3 separate regions of the Homo sapiens genome follow, and regions 1 and 3 are each linked to region 2. A link is an interaction called in ENCODE POLR2A ChIA-PET data of the cell type or tissue named here. Cell type or tissue: Panc1. All regions are shown on one strand.

Region 1 (5,000 bases), 71 kb after region 2:
ATCAGCATTTTTTTTTTTTTTTTTTTTGAGTCGGAGTCTCGCTCTATCACCTAGACTGGAGTGCAGTGGCGCAATCTCGGCTCACTGCCACATCCGCCTCCTGGGTTCAAGCAATTCTCCTGCCTCAGCCTCCCAAGTAGCTGGGATTACAGGTGTGCACCACTATGCCCAGCTAATTTTTTGTATTTTTAGTAAAGACAGGGTTTCACCATGCTGGCCACGGTGGTCTTAAACTCCCGACCTCGTGATCTGCCCACCTCGGCCTCCCAAAGTGCTGGGATTACAGGCGTGGGCCACCACGCCCAGCCCCAAGCAGCATTTTTTGAGAGCTTCTGGCTGTGCCCTCTTATAGGTACTTAACTCATGTGTCCTTTTATTGAATTCTGAGACTTTCTTGTATTTTGCTCTATATCTCTTTTGACCTCTTGGATTTCACATAGATCTGCCCTAGGAGGCAATTCCAAAGATTAATCAGTTAGTACATTTAAAAGTAACCGAGTGCTCACTTTGGCAGCATATATACTAAAATTGGAATGATACAGAGAAGATTAGCATGGCCCCTGTGCAAAGATGACATGCAAATTTGTGAAGCATTCCATGTTTTTGAACTAACGCAGAAACAGAAAACATAATATGGCATTTTCTCACTTATAAGTGGGAGCTACACACTGGGTACACATGGACATAAATATGGCAACAGTAGACACTGGGTAAATGCACGAGGAGGTAGGGAGGGAAGCAAGGGTTGAAAAACTATTATTGGGTACTGTGCTCACTACCTGGATGACAGATTATTCATACTCCAAACCTCAGCATCACACAATATACCTTTGTAACAAACCTACACATGTACCCCGATTCTAAAATAAAAGCTGAAAAACATAAAAATAAAATAAAACCTGCTCATTTTACTCATAAAAAAGTAAATAAGAAATATAGATACTAAAATAATTTTTTGACACCAGGAGTTAGAATAACCACACATCATGCCTGTTTCTTCTTCCAAAAAACAGGGTCTCTTTTTGTGGGGGAGTGAGATAGGAAGACCCAATCTTTCCTCATCCACTTCTGTGCATGTCTGAAGCTCAGAGTATTGGAAACAGCATGGGCTATTCCAACTGAGCAACCTTCAGCAAATTATGTCATTTCATTACACCTCAGTTTCCTAGTCTGTAAAGTGGGGATGATAATAAAACATGCCTCATAGGGATATTGTGGGACTTAGATGTAAAAATGCTTGATACAATGCTGATGAATTTAAAACTGGTTAGGGTTTTGGGGGGCCATTTTTGTTAAAGCATATTCATTTTAATTATTTTGTTTATTATCTGCTTTTTTTTCTTTGTACTACTGACCTAGAACCTCAGAGGTTTTTTTTGTCTTCAGTATAACAGGATTTTCTCCACAGATTTCTGTAACCTGGGTTCACTATAACCTGGATTCACTGGTATTTTTAAAAGACCTTCAAAAATTAGAAGGGCAACATGAGTCTATTGAGGTCTCATGAAAGTTGTCTTCTGTGTTGGTTTGCTAACTACAAATGTGTCATTTCTACCATTTTCTGGGGTCCTTTAGTCTAGCTCCTGTTGCTCATGTTCTGTTTCCTAGCTTCTTACATCACAGCTTGTTGAAGAACTTGATTAAGTACGTTGTGTTCATTCCCTTCCTTTCATCTGTTGTCCAATTTATTTCTCCATGAACAGTTCCATTCAGTTAGTTTAAAGCCATCTGTTTGAGTGCTTTCTATATCTTTGAAATTTTAGATGCTAAATCTATTACTAATGTTTTAGAATTTTTCACCTTTCATATGTTAAGCTAAATTCCTTTATAAGTGAAGCACAATGCAAGAAAAATGTGTGGTATAAGTGTAAACTCAGGTGGATATCAAATGGAACCACGGAAGTTAAAGAATTATATATGCCTGTTCAAGGGACTAATCAAGGAATAGTCATTGAAACCAACTTCCTTGTTAGCATCGGAAGATGACACTTCCTGCCAGACACTACAAACTATCATTTATTGACTGGTTCCTGAAAATTGAGAAGAAGGCAAAAAAGTAACCCAGAAAAGTAAGAAGCTAAGGAAAAGCAGTAATGAACATATTAAAGAAGGCCACAGAAATCAAATGCACAAAAGAGAGGTTCATGAACAGATTTGAAATCCACAATCACCAGACAAGAGAAAACTACCCCCTCCCCAACCTATCTGCAATACCCTCCTCACCTTGGTACATTTGAGGCATTTTAAAGCGTGTGTTTGTGTTTATGTCTGCAGATGCACACACACCAGCCATCTGTGACTGCATTGGAATTGCAGGTGGAATTTGACCATTCCCAGCCTTCAGATGTTAAATTTTCTCCAATCTCATACACCCAATCCCCAGGTTTTTTACATGAGTACTTTAATGAAGGATCCTGCTAAACTTCACCCTGTCTGAAATTCACCCCTGTTAGCTATTAGTCTCTAGGCTCAAGTTGGTTAGGTCCCTCTTTTAAACAGTTGAAAAGAACTTGAATTAAAAGGAAGAGGGAGGATGGGAGAAGTCCATAACTTAACAGGGGGACGATTTGAACAAAAGATGTTTTTTAAAAAACTATTTATTTTCCTTTCAGGATGATTTAGCAAGAGACCAAGCCAGCTGCCTATAATGAAAGTTAGTGGGCACCTGGTTTGTTCTGCAGGGGCTGCAGCCTTTTTGCGTGGAAATTGTGTGGCCTCCTGTGCTATTAGCCTTGTGCTCTGGTGTTGCCAACTGATTTCTCCAATTCTCTTTTCTCAGTGGGCTAGAACGCAGCTGGTTAAATAGGCCGTGACTCACATAAGCTCTCGTGTCTTTTTTATTGACTGCTTTATGGAAATGTATCACACTCCAAAGGGTCCCCATTGTTGTTGCTGTGCATAGCTGACTAAAGAGTCATGTTTAGCATTGAGAGATGGAATCCTATTCTGTCGTTTTTTATTGCTTTTTTTGATGTGGGTGGGATACAAGGGTTTAAAGGAAACTAGATGAAGAGAAAGATATCTGAGAATTTCTTTTATCTTCATCTGCCATGAAAGTTGGGTGGCCATCACTTCTGGGTAACATACTTCTCTGTTGATCTTATCTTTGTGGCCCCATATCCTTCAGCTAAGTGAATCTTTTCTTTATACGGGCTGTTCTGAGAGGTTTAGTTAAGTGTAGTGGTAGGGAGAGATTATGACACTAATGTAATTCTGTTTTGTGCTGATATAATGTAATACACCTTTAGACTTAGCCAAGAGGGCCATTTATTCTCAATAAATCAAAATCATTTTTATTTTTTCATGACGGTGGTGATATCTTTTCTCAGGTAATGAATAAAAAGCTTCTTTTTTTAATTGTATACTTAAATATAAATTGTTTGCCTTAAAATAGCAACTTATACAATTGTTTGCAACTTCTTCCTATTTTTATAACCGTCCTTTAAAGCATATTTTACATACTTTCTATTATGCATTAAGTAGTTCTCTGCAGATCTGTTCGTTTACCAGTAGGTGTGGATCCAGGCATACAAGATTCCTGCCTCATCACCCCATGGCATGGCTAACACTGTTCATCCTCAGGATCACTAGTTCTTGATCAGTAGGACCCTGCGCTGACACTGAAAGAGGAGGTACCTTGCATGCCACTGTGGATTCCCACCTTGGTTATTTGGATTTGTCAGATAGATCATGGAGCTAATGAGATTGAGCTCAGAGCCAACTACATTGAGAACAACTCTGTTATTGAACTCACCACACAGTACCTTGTACACAGAAGACAGTTAGTAGACTAGAGACTGATCTGACCTCATTTCCTAATTTTTTTTCCGTAGACATTCTAAACTGAGCCTATAATCCCATTTTTTCCCACTGCCCATAAGGGGAACCAGGCAAGAGAATTCCTCAATACAGATTCTGTCTAATGAATAAGAAAGCAACATAGACCGGGTGCGGTGGCTCATGCCTGTAATCCCAGCACTTTGGGAGGCCGAGGCGGCTGGATCCCCTGGGGTCAGGAGTTCAAGACCAGCCTGACCAACATGGAGAAACCCCGTCTCTACTAAAAATACAAAAAACTATTCAGGCATGGTGGTGCATGCCTGTAATCCCAGCTACTTGGGAAGCTGGAGCAGGAGAATCGCTTGAACCCGGGAGGTGGAGGTTGCAGTGAGCTGAGATCACACCATTACACTCCAGCCTGGGCGACAAGAGTGAGACTCTGTCTCAAAAAAAAGAAAGAAAGAAAGCAACATAACACATCTTACTGACTATACACAAAAACACACCATATAAAAAGCTGTTTCCAGCTCTATTCCTTTTCAGAATCTTGTTAGTGAATGACCAAGAGAAAAAATTCAGCAGCTCCTTTGGTACCCAATTTTAGCAAACTGAGTTTGACTCTTGGGGAGAGAAGGTGGTGATGGTGCTATCCCTTGTCTCCTAGAATTAGTGACTTAGAGTTACATCTCTGCTGTATTATGTCTTTGTTTCCTTAGTGGTGGCATTCTTGGGTTTCAGTTGGTGGGGAGAGAAAAACCTCATGCTGATAATGTACTGAAAGTAAATGAAATTAAATAAGCGAAGCAGTGCTCATCACTACTTCCTCCCCCCTGGGTAATTCAATTCAAGCTCTCTCTCTGATGGCAACTCACAGGGGCTGTCTCTGTCACCCCGCTGGGGCCTGGAGTCTTAACATCTAAATAAAAGTTTCACTCAGGCATTTTTTATGCTCCTGCCAGCAGGATCAGTGAGCTGGTGTGGGCACATTAATGTAATATTCATACTCACAGACTCTCCCTGCACACGAGGCAATGTCTTCCCATTTTCATAATTATAGATGTTCCATAAAATGGCATTTAAATTTGCATTAAAAAAAGGAGGTTTGAATTCTAATAGAACGTTTAACATGTCTTTTATGATTCAGACTCTTGGCATCTTTGACAAGGAGCTGTGTCTCTAAGTTTAACAAGACCTTTAAAAAGAAAAGAAAAAAAAAACCT
Region 2 (5,000 bases):
GGATTATTACATTAACTACCTTTATGATCTCAGAGAAGTCATTTAAGTTCTCTGATTTTAGCTTTTCTCATCTGTAAAATGGGCATAATACAAACACAAGATAATAATGTAAAGGTACCTATAAGCAACCTCTGTATAATCACATGAGAAATGGTGTGCCTTTCCATCTCTCCCTTCCCTCCATTTATCTGTTGGTATCTATTTTGTCAGGTCCTCCCCTGCTTTGGTTCTGTAATTACCCTTCCTAACGGAGTTCCTAAACATCTCCCATGGCTCAATACTTAAGAGCAAGTGGTGAAAAGAACAGAAATATAGTAAATAATTTTGTAAGCAATCTAGTATTAAATTAATTGATATTAAATTAATCACAAATCATTTTAATAGTAGCAAATTAAACTAAGCAAGTGTGTTTGCTCTTTTAAAAAAATGGGTTTAGAAAATTATCATTTTCTAAGTTATTAATGATTAATATAGGGCAATAATTTGGGTGTTGACCTTAAGGACTTGTGTATAGAGTATCTATTAGTACCAAGTGGTAATTTGAAGTATAAATGCTGATTGTATCACCTTAGAGCCAAAATCATTGATTAAACAGGCATATTCAACATTAAAGTGTGTGTGTGTGTTTAATTAAAATTGATTTTGGAAGAATTCTCCAACTACTGTTCCTTTTGTTCAACATTATTTTTTGATTGTGAGAACAAAGTAAAATTGAGGTATTGTTTAAGTTAAATCATGTATGTTGAGAAGTATCTAATTTTGTCTTTTTTTCTCTAAGGCCTAATAACTTATATATCTACTTCATGTCTTAATTTCACTTAAAGCTAAAAAAGGCTTACTAGTGTTCATAATTCAAAAGTTGGAAATTTATCAGAAGATCCTAAATGCTGTAGGAACATTCAGAGCCCTGAGTATAGGGAAAGATGTGGAAAACAAATTTGAGGAAAATAATTATTGGCTTGGCATCACATTTTTTTCATGATAAAATGATATTCTATGTGCTAATTCTGCCATCTGCTATGTTCTATGAGGGCTTTCCTTCAAGCAGTGAAAGCATTTCGTGTTGAGTGTTAGTCTAGTCACAGAAAGAAAGAAAATTCGTGTATATTTGGACATTTCCACTTCATTCACCCAATAATTCTCTCTAGTAATTGTAAAATAGAAATATCATTTTTAAATTTCAAAAAAGAGAAAAAGAGGAATAAGAAAAGGAAAACAGGGCCGGGCACGGTGGCTCATGCCTGTAATCCCAGCACTTTGGGAGGCCGAGGCTGGTGGATCACGAGGTCAAGAGATCGAGACCATCCTGGCCAACACAGTGAAACCCTGTCTCTACTAAAAATACAAAAAATTAGCCGGGCGTTGTGGCAGGCGCCTGTAGTCCCAGCTACTCGGGAGGCTGAGGCAGGAGAATGGCGTGAACCTGGGAGGCGGAGCTTACAGTGAGTCAAGATTGCGCCACTGCACTCCAGCCTGGGTGACAGAGTGAGACTCTGTCTCAAAAAAAAAAAAAAAGAAAGTAAGAAAAGAAAAAAAGAAAAGGAAAACAGAATTTCTAAAATTAAATTGCTTTCCAGCCACAGCCTTGATTTCTTGAACTAACGGTTTCAATAGTGTATTTATTGTTATGTATAGTATAATTCGTATTTTACAGGCAACAACTATCCATCTGTTCTGATAGGTGGAAACTGTCTTTAAATAATAAAGGAGCTCCTTTCTGACACAAATGCTCTCTACCTTTGAACTAGAAATATGCAGGATGATGTTTGCACCAGCCTAACAATTTACATTAAGATCTATTTGATATAGCTTATAAAATCTATTATTTTTGCCAAATACTTCAGTTGAATAGACTAGGCTAGTGTGTGTGTGTATGTGTGTGTGTGGGTGTGTGTAGGTGTGGGTGTGTGTTTAGATTATCTCGGAAATATTTCCAGCTCACTCACAGGTTAATAATCATACAGTGATGTCAGCCAAACCAAGTGCTGACAAGGAAATGAGAGCCCTGTTCAGGAGAGAATGAGTAAATATCCCAAGAGAGGAATCAAACAGCAAGCAGTCATTTTTCATAAAGAGAAAAATCACTAAACTAAAGAAAAGAGGTTTTAAAAATAAGTTAAGTTGAAAACTTGGACAACCTAAACAGACATGCAGATGTGAAGATTCTAACAGGGGAGGCATTTGGAGCATGGCCAGCTCCCTGTTCCACCTGCCACAGGAGTTTGCCTTTGGGCAGATACAGCTCCCAAAGGTGTTTTCTCCCTAGTTTCATGGGGGGAGGGAAAGAGAAAGGTTACAGTTCGGGTGTGTTAGACACACCTCTAGCCAGAGTGGTGTTCTGAGTTATTCACATTGTTGATGACAACAATACTAGAATAAAATAAAATGTGAAAACTGTGTGCTGATTTTTAAGTACCACGTCAATATGCTTAAAAAATAATTTGAGGTTTTGTGTGTCTTTTCTGAACACAGTAACCACACACCACAGTGTCATAGCTTGCTTGCTTGCTTGCTTGCTTGCTTGCTTTTTTTTTTTTTGAGACAGGCCCAGGCTGGAGTGCAGTGGTGCGGTCTCAGCTCACTGCAACCTCCGCCTCCCAGGTTCAAGTGATTCTCCTGCCTCAGCCTCCCAAGTAGCTGGGATTACAGGCATCTGCTACCATGCCGGGCTAATTTTTTGTATTTTGAGTAGAAATGGGGTTTCACCATGTTGGCCAGGCTGGTCTTGAACTCCTGACCTCGTGATCCGCCTCCCTCAGCCTCCCAAAGTGCTGGGATTACAGGTGTGAGCCACCGCACCCAGCCATAGCTTTCTTACTAATTAAAAATTCCCAGATTTAGAGCCTTTGGAGCTTCAGTATGAACTAACTTCCCAAATTAAAACTGGATTCAGGTACGTCTGTTAACAGATTGGAATTCATTAAATCCCACCACAGACAAATCCTATAAAAAGTGTATATTGTTTCAAATAGCTGGAAAGGAGAGCAGCCTTCCCCATCACTCACCAGAGCTGTGGCTCACCCCAGTAGAGTCATGTTTTTAGCAAGGTTCCTGTGGGAGACCTGTTTATGAAAGTGGCATTTGTGATTCAGACTTCAGCTCCCCATGCCAGCTTCGGAAAGTCAAACAGATGTTTCCTCGTTGACTGCAGCATAGCTCATCACTTATCCCAAGAGGAAAATCAGAAGAGGCTGGGGACAAGTACAGTTCTGTCAGCCACAACCACAAGAAAATGGAGATGGAGGGTGTGTGTGTGTGTGTGTGTGTGTGTGTGTGTGTGTGTTTTGTAGATTTGATTAAATGTAAGTTTAAGTATTGCTTTATTTAAAGATAGAATGATTCATCATCTATAGAAAATTTTATCCTCTACCTAAATTTCCTTTTCTACTCCCTTTTCCCTCCCCATTTCCTGGCAAAGTTCAGTATCTTTATGGGTCTCTTTGGAGTACAATCTTTGTGCTTTTCAGTTTTGCCTTGGATTAATAGGTTGTCTGAAAGCAAAGCTTAGCTCCTGATTTGTTTTATAAGAATAATAAGACCAAAGTTACTTTTCATTCACACATCAAAACACATGCATACCAAGAAAACAAATAAAATGTACATTGAATCTCATATACCACAGTAATGTGGCCTGGGAATTAAACTCATTAAATGGATTTCAAAGAACTGGGTAGTATGTAGTGGAAAACAATTTTGCAGTAAGCCTGAACTAACATTAGGTAGAACATAGTAAGACCTCTTTATTTCTGATCTCTGTGTGTGTGTATATATATATGTATAAACATATATATGTATACATTTTGTATATATATATAAAGTAGTGTTGCTGATTTTTAAGCTAGATATCAAATGCTTTAGAAAATACAAAAAATCAATTTTAACCATTTCCATGTTTTTGTTTTGGACATTTATTAGATATAATCTTGCCTAATTGTAGTCTAAAGTCAGATTTTTAAGTTAGATAAAAAAAAAAAAGCTGATGTCTCTTTGCTTGGATTGAATTCCTCTAGTCCTAGGCCCTAAAACAGTAGAAGGGTTGCGGCTGGTTTAGAAGTTTCTCTGCAAATGTACGTCTCTGTCTCTCCCTTTCAGACACTCTCGTTTGCTCTCCTTTCTTGCTCTGTGCAAACGCAGAGTGGTGTCTGTGTTTCAGGAAAAGAATGTGTGTTAAAAGAACTAATGGTCCGACTGTCCATCAGACTGGGCAGCAATGGAGGTCATCTGGCGGTCAAAACCAAATAATTTCAGCCTGTTCCTAAAGCCCCTGAAGCTGTTGACTCGATGACTGGAGTTCACCGCCTCTTGTTGCTTCTGTATCCTCTGAAACCTGGGACCTTTTTTTTGGAGACAAGAACGGACATATTTTCTCCATAGCAACTGTGTGCACAGTGCCCACCATTCAGCATTTGCTCAGGTTAGCTTGGCTAAAGTATACAGTCAGTGCTCCCTCTTGATACGTGTCTGCCCTGAATAGAAGATAGATCAGATTCTAAACCTAGAGGCCCCCAAAATATTGGAAGAGTCAGGATACTTGTGCATGTTTGAAGCTCATTGTTATACAGAAAATTTAAATATTTAAAAATAGAAAATATTTGTCTGCTTTTATAAAGAGACCCAATGTTCTTAATGCAAAACTTTCTACAGGCACATATTTTAAGGTGACTTCCAAGTTTCCACATTCATATGGAACAGATGGGAATGGAAGTAGTTTCAGTGTGCTGACAACTCCATTAAAAATGTTTTAAAATCCATAATCCATAAATCTGAACCACATATTGGTTATACTCATAGCCCTTTCAGTATTTCTTGTACCCTATTTGTGAATACCACCACCTGCTGGTAGTTAATGACAAGCTCTCACTTTGTTTACTGAAGAATCAACCTAAAAGTCAGTATTAAGTAAAATTTAAATGTTTTTAAGTAGGTACAATTTTGAGGTGAAAATCTATTTACTGTGTTAGTTTGAAACATCCTAACCACAATTAATTTGCAAAAACTTT
Region 3 (5,000 bases), 130 kb before region 2:
TTTGCATGTGTATACTCAGTTGTCTCAGCACCATTTGTTGAAAAAACAACTTTTTCAACATTTAATTGTCTTGACCCTCTTGCAAAAATTGACCATAAGTGTGAGGGTTTATTTCTGGATTCCCAATTCTATTCCTTTGAACTTTATCTCTGTCCTTATGCCAGTACCATATTTTCCTAATTGCTGTAGTTTTGTGGTAAGTTTTGAAGTCAGAAAGTGTGAGTCCTCCAAATTTGTCTTTCTTTTTCTTTCCTTTTTTTTTTCTTTTTTGAGACAGAGTCTTGCTCTGTTGCCTAGGTTGGAGTGCAGTGGCATGATCTCGGCTCACTGCAACCTCGGCCTCCCAGGTTCAAACAATTATTCTGCCTCAGCCTCCCAAGTGGCTGGGATTACAGGCACTAGCCACCACACTCAGCTAATTTTTGTATTTTTAGTAGAGACAGGGTTTCTCCGTGTTGACCAGTCTGGTCTTGAACTCCTGACCTCAGGTGATCCACCCGTCTCAGCCTCCCAAAGTGCTGGGATTACGAGTGTGAGCCAACACGCCCGGCCATTGTCTCTCTTTTTCAAAATTGTTTTGGCTATCTGGATTCCTTACATTTCCAAGTTAATTTTAGGATTAGCTTTTCAATTTCTACAAAAAAAGCCAGCTGGGATTTTGATAGGGGTTACATAAAAGCTTTAGATCAGTTTGGGGAGTATTGCCATTTTAACGATATTAAGTCTTCTGATCATGAACATAGAATATGTTCTATTTATTCGTAAGTGCTTAATTCTTAATTCTTTTACCTGCTTTATTTCTTTTCTTTTTTTTTAATTTTTATTTTTGAGATAAGGTCTTGCTCTGTCACCCAGCCTGGAGTGCAGTGATGTGATCTCAGCTCACTGCAGCCTCAACCTCCCTGGGCTCAAATGAGGCCACCTTAGCCTCCTGAGCAGCTGGGACCACAGATGTGCACCACCATGCCTGGCTAATTTTTGTATTTTTTGTAGAGGCGGGGTTTCATCATGTTGACCAACTCCTGGGCTCAAATGATCTGCCCGCCTTGGCCTCCCGAAGTGCTGAGAATAATCCCAAGCATGGACCACCATGCCCATCCTACATGCTATCTTAAATGGAATTTTATTAATGTCCTTTTTGTTTGTTCATTGCCACTATATAGAAATACAGTTGATTGGCTGGGCGTGGTGGCTCACACCTGTAATCCCAGCACTTTGGGAGGCCCAGGCGGGTGGATCACCTGAGGTCAGGAGTTTGAGACCAGCCTAGCTAACGAGGAGAAACCCTGTCTCTACTAAAAATACAAAAATTAGCCAGGTGTGGTGGTGCGTGCCTGTAGTCCCAGCTACTCAGGAGGCTGAGGCAAGAGAATTGCTTGAACCCAGGAGCCAGAGGTTGCAGTGAGCTGAGATCGCGCCACTACACTCCAGCCTGGGAGGCAGAGTGAGACTCCGTCTCAAAAAAAAAAAAAAAGAAAAGAAAAAAGAAATACAGTTGATTTTTTTACATTGATCTTATATCCTGCAAAGTTGCTGAACTCTTTTATTAGTTTTAATAGTTTTTTAATAGATTCCTTAGGGTGTTCCATATACAGGATGTCATCTGCAAATAGAAATAGTTTTACTTCTTCCTTTCCAGTTTGAATGCTTTTTATTTCATTTTCTTGCTTAGTTGTCCTGGCTGGCATCACCTGTACAATGTTCAGTATAAGTGGTGAGAACAGACATCCTTATCTTATTCCTGATCTAAGGAACGTGGGGAAAGTGTTCAGTCTTTGACCATTTATTTTCTTTTTAATTTTTTTTTTTTTTTGAGACAAGAGTCTTGCTCTGCCACCCAGGCTGGAGTGGCACAGTCATGGCTCACTGCAGCCTCAACCTTCCAGGCTCAAGTGATCCTCCCACTTGAACCTCTTGAGTAGCTAGGACTACAGGCATGCACCACAATGCCCAGCCAATTTTTTAAAAATTATCTTTTGTAGAGATGGAATCTCTCTATATCATCTAGGCTAGTCTCAAAACTTCTGCCCTTAAGTGATCCTCTTGCCTCGGCCTCCCAAAAGGTTGGGATTACAGGCACGAGCCACCATGACTGGCCAGTCTTTAATCATTAAGTACAATGTTAGCTGTGGGTTTGTGTTGATGCTTTTTATTAGTTTGAGGAAGCTTCCTTCTATTCCTAGTTTGTTGAGAATTTTTATCACGAAAGGCTGTTGACTTTTGTTAAATGCTTCTTCTGTGTCTAGTGAGATGATCATGTGGTTTTTTTCCTTTATTCTATTGTTATGATATATTACATAAATTGAATCTTAGATGTCATTTATTTTTGCCTTTTAATTCAGCTTCCCATTTCCTCATTCGTTAGCATTCAAAGGACCCTAGTGGAACCCATTAAATCACATATGCAATAGATACAATGCAGAGCTTGGATGTTGATGGTGGTCCTTTGTGAAATATTCAATTTCCAGGACTTTGTATCTCATCAAAAGTCCTAGCGATGGCTATTTAGGATTTTTTGTTTGGTGGTTTTTTTTGTTTGTTTGTTTGTTTCTTTTTGAGACGGAGTCTTGCTCTGTCTCCAGGCTGTAGTGCAGTGATGCAATCTCAGCTCACTGCAACCTCCAACTCCCTGGTTCAAGTGATTCTCCTGCCTCAGCCTCCCAAGTAGCTGGGTCTACAGGGGTGTGCCAGCATGCCCAGCTAATTTTTGTATTTTTAGAGAGACGGGGGGTTTCACCATGTTGGCCAGGATGGTCTCAATCTCCTGACCTCATGATCCGCCCGCCTTGGCCTCCCAAAGTGCTGGGATTACAGGCGTGAGCCACCCGCCTTGGCCTCCCAAAGTGCTGAGATTACAGGCGTGAGCCACCACGCCCGGCCTGGCGTTGTTAAATGACGTGAATATAAAACAAATTTTTAGGTGTGCTTATCCAACTATATAAATTCATAGCAATATTTTGATAGTATGTATCAGGGGTCCCCAACCTTTTTGGCACTGGGGACTGGTTTCATGGAAGACAATTTTTCCATGGACCGGGGGTGGGGGGATGGTTTGGCGATGATTAAAGAGCATTAGATTTATTATGCACTTTATTTCTATTATGATTACATTGTAATATATAATGAAAAAATTATACAACTCACCATAATGTAGAATCAGTGGGAGGCTTGAGCTTGTTTTTCTGCAACTAGATGGTCCCATCTGGGAGTGACAGGAGTCAGTGACAGATCGTCAGGCATTAATTCTCATAAGGAGCACACAACCTAGATCCCTCACATACACAGTTCACAATAGGGTTTGTGCTCCTATAAGGATCTAATGCTGCCACTGATCTGACAGGAGCTGGAGCTCAGGTGGTAATGCAAGTGATGGGGACCAGCTGTAAATACAGATGAAGCTTCACTTGCTCATCTGCTGCTCACCTCCTGCCATGTGGCCCTTTCTTTAAAATTTCATAATTATCAGATCACTGAGGAAATAAAGGTTCCTGTGTGTGGCCCAGGGGTTGGGGACTCCTGATATATATGATACAGTTTCATATTACACGCACAATTTTTGGAGGTGGAAAATTTTAACTATATTATTTATACGCTTTTGGGGGATGACAAACCTTTTGTGCAGAATAAAATGTGTAGCCAGTGTTTCTGGCAGTTGTAATCATTATCAATGTATTTTGTCTTTGAAAATTTGTAGAACCACCCCCCCTCTGCAATTTCTTCCTTCAACATAACATGATTTGTTTCATATTATGTATTTCTATCATGTCCCTATTTTATAATATATGTTCACATTAATTGCAGTTCCCTTCTCTTGGAGACATTTGTCTTTCTCATGTGGGTTCCTTCACTTGGTTGTATTGTCATTTTCATTGATGATGCATCTGCTAATTAATATTTCTTTGAATGCCTGCCCTTTTGTTCTTGATTTTTGCAGTTCAGCTCTATTTTTTATTTCGGCTCTATTTATTGGTATTTCTTTCTAGCTTCTATTGGCCTGTGACCTTCTGTGACTTATTTATAATATTACATGTTTATGAAATTGACAGTCCAGGCCGGGCGCGGTGGCTCACGCCTGTAATCCCAGCAGTTGGGGAGGCCGAGGCAGGCTGATTGTCTGAGCTCAGGAGTTCGAAACCAGCCTGGGCAACATGATGAAAACCCATCTCTACTAAAATACGAAAAATTAGCCGGGCTTGGCGGCATGCGCCTGTAGTCCCAGCTACTCAGGAGGCTGAAGCAGGAGAATCACTTGAACTTGGGAGGTGAAGGTTGCAGTGAGCCAAGATGACGCCACTGCACTCCAACCTGGGCAACAGAGTGAGACTCCATCCCCCCCCTAAAAGAAAGAAAGAAATTTACAGTCCATTCTCTGCCATCAGTAATAATTAATATGTAAATGTTTACTTAAAATGATTTAGAAAATAGTTATTTCTTATGGCTAATATATGTCATAGTTTTCTAAATTCATAGCAAGGTCTTGGATTATTAGAACATGTTACCTACAGGTATATATAAAATTTTAGTTATTATTTATTCTGGTAACATATACAAAATATAAATTTTACCATCTTAACTATTATAAAGTATACAGTTCTGTGGCATTAAGCACATTCACATTGTGCCACAACTATAAAGTTTTTTTTTTTTTATTATACTTTAAGTTTTAGGGTACATGTGCACATTGTGCAGGTTAGTTACATATGTATACATGTGCCATTTCTTAATCCTTCTGATTTTCCTTTCTCCCTTAGTACATCTTTTCTGTTTTATCAACTTTCCTTTTCTTTTAGATGCTGAAGAGTTTCTGGCAGAAGGTTTGCGGAATGAGAACCTCAGCGCTGTTGCAAGGGATCACAGAGACCATATTCTACGGGGCTTTCAGCAAATCAAAGCCAGGTTTGTATAAACTGGTTCCATTAATCTTCTTCATAAGCTTTAAAACAATTTATAATCAGTAAAATAAAGTCACAAGGTAAGACATACCTATCATAGTTCTTTAT

Evidence for each region. Peaks named below come from ENCODE experiments on the same cell type or tissue, not always from the same donor. Only the 100,000 strongest peaks of a DNase experiment are listed, where the experiment ranks them.
Region 1: POLR2A ChIA-PET joins it to region 2 with 5 read pairs; 2 of 35 experiments call an interaction of 5 or more read pairs at or near these places.
Region 3: POLR2A ChIA-PET joins it to region 2 with 5 read pairs; 3 of 35 experiments call an interaction of 5 or more read pairs at or near these places.

Annotation. Positions count from the first base shown.
Region 1 is chr17:48,192,285-48,197,284 of GRCh38, reverse strand. The region is part of intron 4 of SKAP1 (src kinase associated phosphoprotein 1); the gene reads left to right. It also overlaps the pseudogene RNU6-1152P. Among named protein-coding and RNA genes, the nearest start is that of MIR1203, 38 kb to the right of the region's middle. RefSeq lists an enhancer at 4,499-5,000. In Panc1, no CTCF peak of the experiment used is centred here; a DNase peak (open chromatin) is centred at 2,845; H3K27ac peaks cover 353 bases.
Region 2 is chr17:48,263,029-48,268,028 of GRCh38, reverse strand. All of the region lies in intron 4 of SKAP1 (src kinase associated phosphoprotein 1), which reads left to right. Among named protein-coding and RNA genes, the nearest start is that of SKAP1-AS2, 29 kb to the left of the region's middle. In Panc1, CTCF peaks have their summits at 4,614 and 4,815 (motif pointing left); a DNase peak (open chromatin) is centred at 3,093; H3K27ac peaks cover 1,459 bases.
Region 3 is chr17:48,396,576-48,401,575 of GRCh38, reverse strand. It overlaps SKAP1 (src kinase associated phosphoprotein 1), which reads left to right. Exons shown (of 13, transcript NM_003726.4): 2 at 4,791-4,896. Among named protein-coding and RNA genes, the nearest start is that of SKAP1, 31 kb to the left of the region's middle. In Panc1, no CTCF peak of the experiment used is centred here; no DNase peak of the experiment used is centred here.